2 separate regions of the Mus musculus genome follow, and region 1 is linked to region 2. The links are chromatin loops, found by intact Hi-C in ENCODE. Cell type or tissue: heart. All regions are shown on one strand.

What was found. Peaks named below come from ENCODE experiments on the same cell type or tissue, not always from the same donor. Only the 100,000 strongest peaks of a DNase experiment are listed, where the experiment ranks them.
Region 1: it touches region 2 in a loop (1.9-fold over the local background); 1 of 42 quality-filtered maps calls a loop at or near these places.

What each region holds. Positions count from the first base shown.
Region 1 is chr11:69,069,401-69,071,900 of GRCm38, forward strand. Tmem107 (transmembrane protein 107) reads left to right here and starts at 1,409. Exons shown (of 5, transcript NM_025838.2): 1 at 1,409-1,633; 2 at 1,824-1,891; 3 at 1,974-2,074. The coding sequence starts at 1,547. In heart, a CTCF peak has its summit at 1,367; a DNase peak (open chromatin) is centred at 1,391; H3K4me3 peaks cover 1,870 bases; H3K27ac peaks cover 1,863 bases.
Region 2 is chr11:69,322,643-69,325,142 of GRCm38, forward strand. It overlaps Cntrob (centrobin, centrosomal BRCA2 interacting protein), which reads right to left and starts at 1,231. Exons shown (of 19, transcript NM_172560.3): 1 at 48-1,231. The coding sequence starts at 320. Trappc1 (trafficking protein particle complex 1) reads left to right here and starts at 1,344. Exons shown (of 5, transcript NM_001024206.2): 1 at 1,344-1,424; 2 at 1,516-1,614; 3 at 1,753-1,823; 4 at 2,182-2,320. The coding sequence starts at 1,516. In heart, no CTCF peak of the experiment used is centred here; DNase peaks (open chromatin) are centred at 219 and 1,259; H3K4me3 peaks cover 2,433 bases; H3K27ac peaks cover 2,110 bases.

The DNA of each region.
Region 1 (2,500 bases), 250 kb before region 2:
GTAAGAGGCCTGGAGCTTATCTCCAATACTGAAAAAAAAAATCAGGAAATTACATGATTACAATGCTGTTGTTTAAGTTACAAACCCTATACAAAACTTGCCAAGCATCTCACCTCAGTCTTTTATAATAAAAGGGGGCGAGGGGGGGGCAATTCTTTTGCCTGGTTTGGGATCTCAGGTTCAGTTAGACACCCCCCTACCCCCCGTTCATTTAGAAGACCTCCAGTCTGTCTTTCATGACCTTTAACTGGCTTAGGAAAGGGAACCCCATGTATTACTTTAGGGAGACAGAATCATTTCTTCTTCTTCTTCTTCTTCTTCTTCTTCTTCTTCCTCCTCCTCCTCCTCCTCCTCCTCCTCCACCTCCTTCCTCTCTCTCTCTGCCAATTCCTTGAAACAAAAATTTAAGAAGTATCTATTTTCAAAGCTTCCCTTTGATATTATTCTAGTATTATCTTTTAATTTAAAAAAATTATAGCACGCATTACCTCGCTGGGTTTTGTTCTTGTTTTGGCTGTTATCAATCTCCCCACCTAGAATATAACCTGGAGGGACTTTATCGAGGTACTCTCAGATTTGGGGCACAGTGCCTGGCATCTGGGAGACATCAAATATTTGTTGAATAGATGAAATCCCTCTGGTCCTGAGCCTTGTCTTTTGGGCTGGTTTAGAGGCACAAAGAAAAAGGAATGGAGGGACCAGAGAGTGCAAGTGGGATGGGAGGTCCATTGACATGGGACTTGATTGTGAACTGGAAAGTGCTGAGAACTTTCCGATTCTCCGATCTGCAGGGATTTCATCCGAAGCCCCAAATCGGTCACATCACCCTAAGAAGAGGTTCTTGGTCTGTAACTGAGCAATGTCCGGGGCCTAACAACTCAGAGCAAGAGTGAAATCGGTGGTGGGTCAGCGTCCCAGCCTAGGCTAAGCGCAAGCAGTTCCAGTCCCCCGCTCCATTCTTCACCCTTTCAGATCCCCTCGGTTCCCGAGGCAGTCACCTCACCCACATCCAATTTTAACCATCCCAAGGCTGCTCATTTCTGCACTCGGCAAATCTCTCATGACACGGAGACAAGTTATTTAGGAAGAAATTAGAGTCATTCTTCGGCAAAGTTTTGCTCTAGGGCGGAAGGGGGAGTCCTCTGACAACCAGGGGCTAGGGGACTTAGCCTGACCCTGGGACAAGCTCGGTGCATCAGCCTCTCCTCGTTCGTCCCCTCGACTCCTAGCGCCCAAGGCAGTGAGTGGGAAGCACAGGAGAAGGGAGGATTTGGTGGTTCTGGCTGCATCCTCTTGGGTCCATCAACGGCTCACGTACCGCGCCTATAGACGTTGGTAGAGGGAGCAGCACTATCGCGAGACTTCCGAAAGCAGCAGCGTGGCGCTTGCGGACGCAGTTACCATGGCAGCCGGGCGGCGCCCGAGCGCGCGGGAAGGACACTTAAGTAGAGAGGTCTGGCCTGCTTGCTCAGGGAGACTTGATGAGTGACCCACCCCAGACTTCCAACCTCAAAACCCACGGCCTCCACTCGAGGCCCCCGAGGCCATGGGTCGGATCTCCGGGCTCGTGCCCTCTCGGTTCCTGACGCTCTTGGCTCATCTGGTGGTTGTCATCACGTTGTTCTGGTCCCGGGTAAGACGCGGACAGGGCGCGCGTGCGCGTGCCCTCCTGGCCCTCCCATTCTCATCTTGGAGTGGACCCAGCTCAGCTCAGTCCACTCACACAGGGTCCGTTCGTTGCTCCGTTCCCCGGCCCCTTCCCAACTTGTCCCCGCAGCCCCATTCCTCTTTTGACATTTCTTTCTTTCTGCCCGGCTCGCCAGGAAAGCAACATCCAGGCTTGCCTGCCTCTCAAATTCACCCCGGAGGAATACGAAAAGCAGGACAACCAGTGAGCTCTTGGGGCGGGGTGAGAGTGCAGGGGTCTTCAACAGAATCCAGAAACCTTGGTCCAAGCCCTTTTCTCTCTGCAGGCTGGTAGCCGCGCTCTGTCTCACCCTGGGCCTCTTTGCAGTGGAGCTGGCTGGCTTCCTCTCAGGAGTCTCCATGTTCAATAGCACCCAGAGCCTCCTCTGTATCCTTTTTATTTGGCCATCGTCCTCAGGTGACTCATCCCAGTTACCACTCTTTCCACCTCTGTAGGCCTTTGGGGCACAAGTGTCTGCTCTACATGGTAAACCGAATCTCTCTCTAGGTGAGAGGTTTTAGACACTGTTGGGGAATTAATAGACTTCAAACATTCGTTAAATCCGGATGTGAGCCAGGTTCTGGCGATCCCTGGATGGGAGTAAAATCATTTTATCCCGTTTGAAGAGGTGGCAGACAAACATCTGTAAATCAGTGTGATTAAACAGTATGCTTGTAGGTGTGTGTAAAATACAAAGCACTATGGGAACTCAGAAGGGACCAAGAAAATAGAGCCCAGGTGTGGTTCTGCAAGCCTTTAATCCTAGTGCACGGGAGGCAGGGGCAGGTGAATTTTTTGGGTTTTTTTAAATCT
Region 2 (2,500 bases):
TAATGCTTTCTAACACCCGAGAGATCTCCAAGACGCACCTCTCTCACCTTTTTCTTCAAGTTGTTTTCCAATCCAACGGACAAGCTGCGACTCAGTTCTTGAGCCAAGCTGTCTAAGCCCTCGTTAGGAGGTGAGGAGGTGGGAGCTAGATACAGCTGGGCCCGGGCCGTGGCCTCAGCTTGGCGGCTGAGATGCAAAGAAGTATACAGTTGGGAGGTCACCTCGGAGGACACCTGGTTCAACCCAGGAGGCTCTGACGAATCGCTCAGGAGGTCCTCAGGTCGGAGAGGAGAACTGGGACTGGGGGCTGCTGTCGCCATGTACAGTGAAGAGACAACTGGACTCAGCAGGGGACTGGGAACTCCTGCCTCAGTTCTGAGAGGGGTCCAAACTTGTGGATAAGTTCACAAAGAAGAAAGATTTGGAAGGGAGGAAGACACTTTGGGTCCTCAACAAATGAGCTTTCTGGTTAGAGGAGTGTCCACTGACTCCAGAGACCATGGAGAGGGCAAACACATTCTTTCTCCCAACTCCTGGGAACGGTTAAAAGCGGATGTGCAAGGCAGAAAGTCAGGGGAATGGTCAGAAGACCTGCATGCAGGGAGACAGAACCGCTGCAGTTCCTTCCTCCTAACTAGGGTCCTGGAAATTGCAAATCAGTTTCGGCACGGGTTAACCATGGTTAGCTTTTTTTTTTCCCCACACTCAAAATGTGCAAACTGAAACAGACCTCAAACCAAAGCTGGCCCAATGTATGTCCCCCAATTGGTTTTAGTGAAGAAAGAGGCAAGACTTCAATGCCACAACACCCCCGTTTCGCCCTTTCTTCACCTGTCCCACCCAGAGTCGACTTCCTCGGATTTCCCCTCTAATCCTTCCTGATAAAAAAAAAGCCACAGCAGAGGTCCATAGAATTCCTCCCTATCCCACCCTAAGAAATCTCAATAAAAGGGGCGCGCGCGCGCACAGACATACACCCGGCAACCAGCCGCCTGGTATTCTCTACCGCAACCACCTGGCTCCGACTACTCTGAGCATGTCGGCCCTGGTTTCCCAAGATGAGGAGGACTGTCCCCCAAGCCCCATAACCTCCACAGAGAAAGACCAAAGGCCAACCTCCCTAGCGCGACACTAGCTTGCAAAACCGTTGGCAGCCTCCCGCCCACCGCTTGCAATCCCGCCTCCAACCGAATTACGTCACCCGCCCGCGAGACCAAGCTCCCCGCACATCACTGGGCTTCAGAGGCCCGGGAACGTGGGCACGCATGCGCGCGGCATCGGCGACCACGGATTGGCTTCAGGAGGGAGGCGGAGTCTAGTAAGACTATCGGGGCGGAGTTAAGGGTTCTTGAGGTTGCCGCTTACGACCCAGCTGGGCTTTATAAACCGGAAGTAGCTTGTCACCCTCTTTCAGAGCAATTCCGGTGAGTCCGGGGGTGGGGTTCCCACCTGGCTGAAGAATCAGGTTCTAGAGAGTTGGGTACCAGCCACTGAGCGAGGCTCTTTATCTTGCAGATGACTGTCCACAATCTGTACCTTTTTGACCGGAATGGAGTGTGTCTACACTACAGCGAGTGGCACCGCAAGAAGCAAGCAGGGATCCCTAAGGAAGAGGTGATCGGAGGGTCCCAGCGAATCCCCAAATGCACATAGTCCCAGTCCAGTCCTCTTCCTCCAAATCCCAAGTCCTTCCTATTCCCATCCTGTCCCCCCTCCATAACCGAGATCTAATTCTACCACCTCTCCCTCCAGGAGTACAAGCTGATGTATGGAATGCTCTTCTCCATTCGTTCGTTTGTCAGCAAGATGTCCCCGCTAGACATGTACGGTGGTTTTAGAGGGGTGTTGAAGGGAGGGCTAGCTAGCCAGCCTTGGGAACAGGAGATATTGTTTTGGAATGGAAGTGGCGTGTGGCCCCAAAGAGGGGAGGGTGTGTTTTAGAGAGGCTGAATCTGGATCGAGAATCTTGAAGCTGGCAGGAGCGGATACAGGAATGGTCTGAAAGTGGGGAGAGAGTGAAGGCAGTTGCAATTACATCGGGGGTGGGGATGACCGGAGGTGTTTTTACTCAATGAACCTGCTACAAACTATCTATATGAATAGGAAGGAGTTGACCTTGAGGGCATCACAAATATTTCTTTGGGAGTGATTTCACTCCTGTCTGAATACTCATTTCTGCAGGAAGGATGGCTTTCTGTCTTTCCAAACTAGCCGTTACAAACTCCATTACTACGAGACTCCCACTGGAATCAAGGTTGTCATGAATACTGACTTGGGCGTGGGCCCTATCCGAGATGTTCTACACCATATCTACAGTGCGGTCAGTGTCAGTAGAGGAACCCTTTTCCTCCTAGAGCCCTAGGAGTCCCTCGGGTTTTCTGCCCTTATCCTTCTGTATCACATCCCTGTTGAACTCAGTTTTCTCCAGAGCCTTTAGCTCCTTAAACAGTAATAGCTTCTCTAAGGGAGAGCTTGTGCAGGTTTTTGGGTTTTTTTTTTA